Linked DNA regions of Mus musculus: region 1 is linked to region 2. A link is a loop called in an ENCODE intact Hi-C map of the cell type or tissue named here. Cell type or tissue: left cerebral cortex. All regions are shown on one strand. Each heading gives the region's core, and the rest is flanking DNA. Links, peaks and the distances in the headings are about the cores only.

What was found. A loop is a pair of places that touch in the nucleus more often than their neighbours do. Peaks named below come from ENCODE experiments on the same cell type or tissue, not always from the same donor. Only the 100,000 strongest peaks of a DNase experiment are listed, where the experiment ranks them.
Region 1: it touches region 2 in a loop (16-fold over the local background); 2 of 42 quality-filtered maps call a loop at or near these places.

The regions. Positions count from the first base shown.
Region 1 is chr8:28,989,545-28,995,302 of GRCm38, reverse strand. All of the region lies in intron 1 of Unc5d (unc-5 netrin receptor D), which reads left to right. Among named protein-coding and RNA genes, the nearest start is that of Unc5d, 230 kb to the left of the region's middle. In left cerebral cortex, for the core only: no CTCF peak of the experiment used is centred there; DNase peaks (open chromatin) are centred at 2,545 and 2,966; H3K27ac peaks cover 1,522 bases.
Region 2 is chr8:28,720,097-28,725,854 of GRCm38, reverse strand. It overlaps Unc5d (unc-5 netrin receptor D), which reads left to right. Exons shown (of 18, transcript NM_153135.3): 9 at 693-707; 10 at 1,449-1,634. Among named protein-coding and RNA genes, the nearest start is that of Gm32505, 25 kb to the right of the region's middle. In left cerebral cortex, for the core only: no CTCF peak of the experiment used is centred there; a DNase peak (open chromatin) is centred at 2,767; H3K27ac peaks cover 4,244 bases.

The sequences.
Region 1 (5,758 bases), core at 278-5,277, 270 kb before region 2:
TGCCTAAGTTTTAGCTGGTGTTGTGATTCTTAAATAGAACTTTTCTGGGTTTAACTATGTCTAGATATTTAGGATATTTCCAAAGTCAAATCATTTCGTGCCATAGTATAGGACATTTGCTATTTTAGTGTGATACTGGCCCATGCTATAAAAACTAGACTATGTGACCTAGTTTTGAAAGAGGTTTGAGGATACATTTTGATTTTCAAACCACAGGGAAATTGGTGAACAACCCATTTCTAAGAGCACTTACCTGTTATGAACACACACACACCCCCCCCACACACACACACACTGTGTGAGATTGTATTTGCCCACGTAGGAGCATGTTGGGGCCAGAGGTTTATGTTGTCTGTTTTTCTGGATTGTTTTACAGCTCATGTTTTAAGACAAAGAGTCAGAGTCAATCTCTCTCTCTCTCTCTCTCTCTCTCTCTCTCTCTCTCTCTCTCTCTCTCTCTCTCTCTCTCCCCTGGTCCCCCTCCCCCTCTACTCCCCTCTCCCCTCCCCCTATTTCTCCCTCCCTCTTTCTCTTTCTCCCTCCCTCTTGGTCTCTCTCTGAACCTGGAGTTCATTGTTTCTTCTAGACTGCCTGGCCAATAATCTCCTGATATCTGCCTCTTCATTGTTGGAGTTGCAGGTGCAGGCCATCATCTCCAGCCTTTACATGGGTGCTAGAGATCTGAACTCAGACACTCATGCTTTTGCTGCAAGGGACACATGGGACATCCATCCCTCCAGTCCTAGACTGACCTTTTTATCTTAGAATTTGAGAAAAGCAATATTGTTTTGGAGCACGTCTCATAGTAAAATATTTATTTTCTATGATTCATAACACAGGTATTCTTATTACCTGCCTTTCCTGAAAGGTATGTGCTGCTCAGTGCTTTCTGAAAACAACCAGCCATTCAATAAAAGACTAATAATCTTTTATAAAATTTACTTACCTAGTTAGAAGACTAAGTGATTAGCTCACATATTAGCAAAACCTCATAAAATAGTTATTGGGTATCAGACTTTATTTTTTAGCCTTTTTATATGAATTTGGTACATTTGGTCATTAAAGTAGTACAAACTGGTGTGTTATATTAGCTCAGTACTGTCAGTGAAAAAAACATGCACTAAGAGGTAAAATGAACTTGCCTGAGGTCACAAATCATTTTCAAGCTAACAATTTAACCATAATCACGAGGAAGTTTTGATTTGCAAACATATCCTATAGCGAAGCACTCGTTTTTTATTCTTGTACCACGATGTCTTAGGGTAGATCTTAGGAATGTATCCCATTACTGAATAGAGCTACGTTTAGCTTGTACTTGTTTCTGACAGTCTCTTTGTCTATAGGGTTCATATCTTTCTTCTCTCTTAGTTGATTCCTCCTCTCAATTTTATGTTCATACATGGAAAGGGAGAACGAAGTCCCTTGCTTTTGAAATTTTCTTCATGAATCACTAATTCAGGTCTTTGCTTTGTGAAGGCCTTAACATTTCAGGCGATGCCCTCACACTGCTTACCTTGCAGCTCACTTCCAGTAAGGAATGGTAGTTTATTCCTTTTGCTTCTGTAAAGGAAATATAAATGGCTTTCTGTGTATGGTGAGCTCTTTATCAAGGGCACAGAACCCTTGCATGCACAGTGCAGTGATCTTGTGTCTAGTACATTATAATCAATTACTTTTGATAGATAGTTGTGTGATTCAACATTGTGGAAACCATGCACACTGGTATGATGTATGTATGTGTGTGCATGCACAAAGAAGATAATTCTGATGTCTCTTATTGCCAAGCACTCAGCCACATGATGGTCTTCTAGTTACCACAATATGGCCACAAAGGGACACAAACATAGACACAGGCTTTCTCTGAATCCATTGATTTAAAGCACGAAATTAGCCTTAGCGATGAATTTTCACAACACATGCAGACAAAGAGGGACATCACATCAACAAATAAATGGATATTACTCACTGTTCCTGATCCACAGGTATTTATTGTCTAAATGGACTCCCGTGAAAGACTTCTGATGGTAAGATAACAGACTTATGGCCTCTTAGATGGAGGCATTAGTATTCTGACCCAAGAGCTTCGGGATGCATTAGAATACTTTGAATATTTTCATATCTTTTTACTGCGGGAGCCTTTAGTATTAGAACAAATTGATGTGTATAGTTCAAAAAAAGCTGTTTAGCATGTGATAGCAGGGAATTAACTAATGCATTAATCCTGCAGGCTTCTGTCTTGAGCATGAATGCAAAACTCAGCTGAATATCCACAGCCTCCCTTGTGGAAAACCAATGACTCCACAGGAAAGTAGGGAAAGCTATTTGTTATCTAGCGTCAGATGGCAGAAAGCTAGTGTTTTCTTGCTGTTGTGTTTTTCCCTAACCTCAGAATTTCTATCCCTGTGACCAGTAGCATTCTGTCGCCCTGATGATAGTGAATTTGCATCCCAGAATCCCACAGTTCCTTTTTTTAGTCACTATGAGCTTGCCCATCTGCACACCCAAATTCCATCAAACGGAGGCTTGGGATTTAAGAACAAATGCATTGTATTTTAAGGGACTTCAAAAGTAGCTTTGCTAAAAAGGAAATCTAAGGCAAATTTAATTTGAAAGTCCGTGGCATTTCCCAGGAAACTTTAAACGTGTGGTATCCCCAGGCGATGGCAATCTAAACAGTGGCCATTTGGAGCTCCTACTGGGGCCAGTCTGACGACAGAGTCTAAAAAGTAGGCAAGGCATGAACACATCAGAATAATTTTGTTCCTTTAACATTTATTTCTAAATGTGTCATCAAGGGAACAGGGAAAAAAGAGGCTAAAGTCCTCCGGCATTCTCTGTTAATTTCTTCTCCTAATTGCTGTTTGGCCCAGTTCTGTGTTTATCTATGTTCAGTCCTTGTAGGCCTCTTGGCTGTCTTGTCTCTCAAGGGGGTACAAATTCAGGACTCTACTCTGAAACATGTGTTTCTAAAAGGCAGAGTAAGACATCTGCCACCCTCCCACTCTCCTGCCTACCAGGACATCCCTCATCTTCCTTTAGCTAGGGTGCAAAATTATCCTTCTGCCCATACTTGGTAAAAAAATGGCTGGCTTAGTTTTTGGGTTTTTTTTTTTTTGTTTTGTTTTGTTTTGGTTTGGTTTGGTTTGGTTTGGTTTGGTTTTTTTTTTGTTTGTTTGTTTGTTTGTTTCTGAGCTATTGGTATTTTGTTGTTGGTTTTCTCTTGTTGTGGTTGTTATTTTTATTTTTTTTTCTTTTCCAGTTACTTCTAATGCAAGATGGATTCAGAAGGATAAAGATTGGTGTAAGATGATTATTGGTACACTGCTCTGCTTTAGTTGCTCAGTGCATCCTATTACCAACCAACCTGGAACCCTCCTTTGTTCCTTGCAGTCTATGCTTCCATTGGGTAACCCTTCCCCTCTTTGCCCTCAGTTACTCCATGTAAGAAGGGCAAAGGCAGAGTTAAGCTGTAGTTAGGGAGGTAATTGATCTCAAAGTGTTCAGCCTGGGGACAAAGAATTACAAACCACCATAAGCAGGAGGACATATCTGAAGAGTGTCTGGCAAATGGATTAGAGTGGACTACCCCCAAGAGTAATGCCTCAGTGTAAGGATTCTTTTGAGATGATGGTAATTTTTAAAAAGGTAAACAGAGAAATAGCTCTCTGCCCTCTTTCTCCTGTAAAACATTTAAATTGTGCCTTGTGAAGATGTTTTTCTCCCTTGTCTGCATTAGAAGAGCTAGTCCAGTCACAGGAGATGGGAGCCTGGCCTTGGATTAAACCTGCAGTAATGGTCCCCATGATAATAACCACATCACCTATTAGTTTCTAGTGTGTTTTTTTTCCTATAGATTGCTGCCCCTAGAAGGCCAACCCCATTTTCTTTGCCTACTCCCCCTTTCCACAGTGCATTGCCCTTTGTTAAAATGGTATATCAACTCTCAAACTTAACAGCTTCTCCGAGCTTTCTTTTTCCCCTCGGTGCACATAAAAGTTGAAAACAGTAAACACCCTGTGCTTCTCATTCTGCTGATCAGCGAGTTTTATTTGCAGACCCCACTCAAATATCCTAAGAGGGCAAAGGAAGATGTGTTCTGTGTCCCTCACTGGTATGGGTGGTTGATCCTTTTCTGGTCGCTTTTCTAACCCAGGAAAACATTTCTAGATAGTCCACACCTGGACCTCAGATGAAAGTGCCCCTTGCTGTGTGCCTCCCTCTTTTATGTAGCCCGAACTTATTAGCATCTCCACAGATAAGGCTTGCTTCTTGTACTCAGATTGTTGACAGTCCAGCAGAAGCACAATTTTATGCTCTACAGATACTTTCGGATTGTTCGAGGGAAAGAAATCAGTATAGAGCAAGGACTAGATATGTGCTTTCCTACTCTGGCCATCTTCTTTGTATTGGTAGTGTTCTGCTGCTTATAGATATAAAATGGCTCTATTATAGACATTTATGAATACTTCACTTATAATTAGATATTCTAATGTCAGGTACATACACTAAGGCTGATGTGAAATAAATACACAAAATAATACGCATTTTGCAATTTTTAACTCTTGTTACACTTGGGGATATTTTTGTTTCTTTTGTTGTCTTTGTTTCTTTTTTTGTTTGTTTTTGTTTTTGAATTTAGTAATACTGAACTTAGACTTAATATCATGCACTAAAACGACATTTTCTTATACTTTATGTGTAAATGTCTATATCAAAAGTGATAATAATGCTGCCAATTCTACATTCTTCAATGGATTTCACAAGAACCTTGCCTGGAATTTCAGTATCCTATAACTTCTCATTCTTACATAGAACCTGAGTTGATATAAATGTTCTCTTTGGGGTGTTTAAAATTTGAAAGTGTCTCAGAGTTATATGAAAGACTTACTAAAATATAGATAGTGATGCCCCAATTCCAGAATTCCTGTCATAAAATGATGGATAGAAGCAAGAATTGGCACTAATGGAGGACACTGTTTCAGACTCTTGGGTAATGGGCTCAACCCCTGAGACCCACAATGCAGTTGCACAGAATCCCCAGACTGTACATGGCCTTGCGTAGAATAGACTTCTCATTATGGACAAAGATCTTACTTACCTTTCACTTATACACTGGCTTATTTCCTCAACACCCTGAAATAAGGGTGGATTATCAGGAAGTTTTTCCTTTAATGTGCTTCTTTTTTTTTTTTTTTAAGCATCTCTTTGCCTGGAAGGAACAGTGGGACCATATATGGCAGGGCCAGTTGACCATGAAGACATATGGGGAAGAGAAGTGGTAGAGGTAGCTGACCTCTCCGCCAGAATACATAGTAAATGTCATGAACTAAGAGGTATTAATGTATAGGATTTTGTGCTTTATGATGTACTCCTTTGGTGATATTTTCTGTGTTGATGGGAAAGGATTGGGCAAACATACTTTAATGCAGTGGTTCTCAACCTTCTTAATACTGCAACCCCTTATTCCAGCTCCTCATATTGTGGTGACCCCAACCATAAAATTATTTTGTTGCCCCTTCATAACTGTATTTTTAATACTGTTATGGATCACATTGTGAATCTCTGGATAATCAACCCCTGTGAAAACATTATTTGAACCCCACAAAGGGGGGCACCACCCGTAAGTTGAGACCCATTGCTTTTTGGAATGGATTTTGGATCAATTTCTGAGTAATTATAGATCCTATCAACTTGAGACATATCACCATTAAATGATGCATGGGCTATCTTTGGATATATTGGTCACAATGAAATAGCA
Region 2 (5,758 bases), core at 203-5,202:
GAACTAAGCTCTATATTATCCCCTGTTACATGGCACATCTTGATGATGCTCTGCTTATTAAAGGTGTCTATGGGACTTCTGACCTTTCAGCTCTGACTCCTTCTGATAGCTGTCTTCCTTGCCTGCTGCGTTTATGTGTTTACCACACCGTTGCTGGTTTGGTTCTGCTTGATCTTCTCATTCACTCTTTAATTCGGTAACACCTTATTTTATGGCCTACGACCTTTGTTGAAAATAAATTCACTCTAGGCTTGTGTGGCTCACATTACCCATTTGATAAATACAATTTTAGGGTGTGGGAAATGCATAGTAAGTGCTATACAATTACAAGGCAAATATATGATGTGTTTCTTTTATCTTCTCAGCCAGACACTGGGTATCAGAATAATTATTTTGGACCCATTACATGAACTTACCATATAATCTGTTGAACAATTAAATCTGTAGTTAGTTCTTGCCACCTTCTTTTTCCATACACTTTAAGATGACACCTCTTTTAGGATTAGCTTGTTTCAGACCCCTGGGTTGAATTATAATAGCTGTTATCAATCTGCTTCTGGGTTGAACCACACCAGCTATGTATCTGGAAAAGGATGGGAATTCAGCTCCAGCCTATCCTGGGGGTGGGGAGACATCCACATACTAAAAATAAACTAACGTTTTTATTTTTGCTTTGCCCATGCATTCAATAGGATGGAGTAGGAGAGGTATGGGAGAAACAGCATGTGCCCCTGAGAGAAGAGCCCCCTAACAATAAAGTATTAGAGTCTAGCATTGCATTGGTATCAGAAAACATTGACTGTGGACACAAGAGCCCTTGGCAACCAAGATATTCATGTTTCACATAAACATTGCTCTCATGATGATTGTGTATGCTAAACCAACATTATTACTATGCTCTGACTTTGAGTATTGGTATCAAATTTGACATGTTTGTAAACCCTGATCTTTTCTCTTTTAACTCACAGACCACGTTAATATCCTACCCTAGACAGCTCTGTGTATATGCATGTGCCCCAGGCCCCACATGAGCAGAGAACCCACCCTCTTTTTTGTCCTTTGTGTGAGTCTGTTTTCCCTTGAACAAAAAGTCAAATATAAAAATGCTTTTTAGGTAACTATGACTTGTTCAACTAAGTTACGGAGCTATTTTTTCTTACTAGAAAAAAAATGTTATGTTCTTTGCAAAATTGATCCTCTGCAAGCCTATTATATGATAAGCTACCTTAATGCAGTTATATTAGACTAGCCTTGCTCTGATTTACACAAGGAAGTTTAGAAACATGGCTATAGTGTAAATGAGAGTCTAACATGTAGCTAGCTTTCTGTGTGGTTTTATTTTCTGATCAGTAGCCTCCAGACTCTAACAGAACACCATGTTTTGTCCTGGGGTGGCTCTATTCCTTGAGCCCATGTTAGCCACTCAGGACTTCTCTTGTGTCTTTCAGGCATTGAGAATGCCAGCGACATTGCTTTGTACTCCGGCTTGGGTGCAGCCGTGGTAGCTGTTGCGGTCCTGGTCATTGGTGTCACCCTCTACAGACGGAGCCACAGTGACTACGGAGTGGATGTCATTGACTCTTCTGCATTGACAGGTGGCTTCCAGACCTTCAACTTCAAAACAGTTCGTCAAGGTCAGCGGCATAGGTCCCCCAACACCTCATCCTTAGGACCACTGGCTGCACTTACACAGGTGTCCTCCGTGTTCTTGATACTGTGCAGAGGTAGCTTGTGGTCCTGGGAGCCGCTACCAAATTGTTTCCATTCATTAACACACCATATTTGATAAAATGATTTTCTTGGTCCTCAGCAACTGTGAGGATGTATGGGTCTCAATTTATTATTGGCAACATCCAATGAAATAGTTCAACATTTGATACAGAGCACTCCTCTCAAATTATCCAACTTCATCTTTGAAGAACCCTAGTTTTAGTTTATGTGTTTAATTTTATTAACTAAGATACTGAGTACTAAAAACTGAGGACACAGCCCCAGAACAAAACTACCCAAAACCTTTATTACACTGGTTTTTAAAATTTCTTTAATTTCAAATAAATAAAAAGGGTTTAGATGATATCGGAGGGATCAGGTATGTGAGGACAAAATGAAATACCAGCCTAAATTACTTTCAGCTATTGCCAAGGCTGACCAATCTTTTGTTGTGGAGAAAGAAACATTTTTCATGTCAAGGCACAGAGATGCTCTTTTTCAGAACAGAGAGAGTCATTTAATCCTCTATTATGAAGCAAACCTATCCCTGAATACAAGGTGGGGATGAGACACATTTGGTTTTAATATTATGAAAAAAGTAACTGTCTCTCTTCAAAGGATGAAGTTTTGGACCGTTACCCTCATTTTCTATAATGTCCCCTTTATTTCTATTCATTGTATAGATATCACCTATTCTAAAGGCTAGACAGTTTCTGCACTCAGCATTTATTGGGTAGACAGATTGCTGAAGTAGAAGCCCAAACCTGCTAGAACAAGCAACTGAGATAAAGCTTAGAGAATAGGCTTCTCCCCTTGGCTTTTATTTTTGGGTACCTTGGTGTTAAGCCATTATTTTTAAGCCACTATTGTGTACAAGTTCACCTGCTTTGAAGTCAGTTACGTTAGAATATGAAACCGCTATGAAGCAAAACAGTTATTCTGAGTCACCATTTCACAACTATAAAACAGGAATGCTAACATCCTCCTCATGGTGTTCTTGTGAAAATGAATATGCTGAGACTAACCTGGGGAAGCCCTTGGCATTTGAGGAGAGCTCATTCTCTCAAGATAGCTCTAGATGCTCACGTGTCCTCTAACCATGGGACAGCAGCATGCTCTGTGGAGCAGCAGGCAATGAATATGAGAGGGAGGTAGTTGCCTGGCCTGAATACGTTTGGGCGACAGTGATTTACATAGATTGGCCAATGTCCTCATGGAGGAGTGATTCAGAACATCAGTATATTGCGAATCTCTAAAAAGAAATCATCTTATCAGATCGTCTGACCATTCTGTTTATTTTTGGCTAAGAATCTCATAAATCTCAGGATAGAAGACAAAAACTCTTTTGTTAACTGCTACCATCCCCATATCCATTGCCAATGAATCTCATTTTTATAGACTGTGACTTTGACCTCCACTGTCTTCAAGGTGATAGCTTGATGAACAACATGTCCGGTACCCCAAGAAGGGGAACAGCAAGAATGTTAAGCAGAATTTTGTCCTAGTTTTCTTTCTGTAATGAAATTGTAATTAAATACCCCCCCCAAGAGAAAGTTAAGGGAAAGATAGTTTATTTGGTTTACAATTGCAGATGGTAGCCCATCATTGCTGGGAAGTCAAGGTTGATATTTGAAGCAGCTAGCCACAGGCATCACGGTCTATATCAGAGAAAATGAATGCTTATGCTTTTACTTGTTCTCAGCTCACATTCTCTGCTTGTACATAGTTCAACACCCAGGGAACGATGTTGCTTTAGAAGGCAGCTTCTTCCCATATCACTTAATATAACCAAGACAATTCTCCACAGACGTGATGGAAGGCCAATCTGATTTTGATAATCCCTTATGCCAGGAGATTCACGCTGAGCCAAGTTGACAGTTAAATTAAAACTAACCATCGAAATCATCTTGGGTATGGTAGATGTAGACGACTTGTTCCACAAGTGTAAAGCCCTTGGGTTCAATAGATAAGAAGATAGAAGGGAGGGATGGAAGAAAGATAAAAAGTCAGGCATATGGAAAGAATACAATGCTTAGGTTAAATGAGGAAAATTGTTTTTTAAAGAGAAGGGAGGGGTAACAAGACAGCAGGAAGAATAGCTGGCCTTAATCAGGCTTCGGTCAGGTTGGCAACCAACACTTTCAACTATAGACTTATACATTTGAGTGTGTATATGTGTGTGCTTTCCCTGTGTGCTTTTCTATGTCTGTCTGTCTGTCTATCTCCACTCTCTCTTCTCTCTTCCCTCTCTCCCCTCATGTGTGTGTATATTTTCTCTGTCTCTGACTTTCTCCCTGTCATCTCTGTTCTGCCTCTGTTTCTGTCTCTTTGTGTGTTTTTCCTTTTTGTTTTCTGTCTGTCTGTCCCTCTCTCTTTTTCTCCCTCCTCTGTCTGTCTCTGTCTCTCTTTTAATTTCTCTGTCTCTCTCTACCTTTGGCTCTCTGTTTCTGTCTGTCTCTTTCTCTATCTCCCTGTCTCTCTGTCTAGCTCTCTGTCTGTCTGTCTGTCTGTCTCTGTCTCTGTCTCTGTCTCTGTCTCTGTCTCTGTCTCTGTCTCTGTCTCTGTCTCTGTCTCTGTCTCTCTCTCTCTCTCTCTCTCTCTCTGTGTGTGTGTGTGTGTGTGTGTGTGTGTGTGTGTGTGTGTATGTGTGTGTGTGTGTGTGTGTGCATCTGGGTATTTTCCATGTCTGTGCTAAGTATCAGAAATATTTTCCCCCATATGCTAAGCAAGTCTTTCAAAAGTAGCCAAAAATTAAGATATGAGTTTTTGAAGTCTCCATGGAAACTGCTATTTCAAACTGTTTTCAAATGTGCTGTGTTCTTTAGTCCTCCTTTTTTCCTGTGGAAGACCACAGACAGGAGCAAGGTTATCATCTATTGAACTCTGTGTGGTCCTGTTAAAAAAGACTGCTTGATGGTGGCTGCATCTTAGCACAACAGCCCCTAGATGGAAAAGGGGCAACATCAAAGGGCCATTATAGTTGCATTATCTTTTTGTGTATTTTCTCTGTGATTCTTGATTCTTAGCCTATCCCAACAAGGGGTGAGAAAATCCACAGTGATGGCTCCCCTCATGGCACTGTTACAAATTGGGAAAATAGACAAACAATAGAGACTAATACAATACAACCTAGAATTGAAGCATTTTCAAAAATACCACATTTAAAACATGTTTTTTTTGGTCAGGTCCCAAAAGAATATTGCTTAATATGATTTGGGTTTCTACTTGAGCTGTCATATTGACGAACTGGTAAGGGTGGGAGGCTGGGGAGTGAGGGTTATTCTGTTATTTACTAATAAATGCGATTACTTCATCACGAGAAAAATATCACAGCCTTTTTAATATCTGGCTTGGAAAAAAAATGGTGAGCCCAGCAGATGACTAGAGCACTGTCCAATTTCTGCTGTGTTGTGTGAAGACTGTTTTGTTCATTTTTTTTTAAACCAGCAAGGTACCTCCTTTCTGAGATGCTCCCACTTGCAATCCAAGCCACTCTCTGCTGCAGCATTCTTTCCCTCACAGAGTGACATCTGTGATGTTCAAGTACATTGGCCCCTCAGACTTAGAGTGATTCATAAGTCCCCTGAACTATTTGCTCCAAAGCATGCTTGCTCCCCCGGCTCCAGGAGCTGCTTAGAATTTTACAAGGAATTTTCCACCTCCTCTGTGGGCTCTTGTCTGCAGCACCAAGAGTCACTACACGGTAGCATCTCTTGCTATTTAAAAGGAACAGATGTTATTTTGCTCCTAACTGGGTTGCAAAACATCTTTCTGGTTTTTGTTTTTTTTTTTTTTCCTTTCCTTTTCTTTTTTAACTTTTCTTTGCCAGTTAAGATAATCACACAAACACTACCTGAGGCAAGTGGCCCTAATCCAGTGTCAGACATGTTTGTCTTGAAAAGGAGGCATGTCAAGAGTGTTAGATGTGAGGGCAGTGAGGGCATGATATTCAGAAACTGACCTGGAAGGTCAGAGGTCCCCATTCCCAGCCACTGGCATGGTTCCACCTAGGTTAGCAGGGGAAGCTAATACCAATCAGTACATCCAA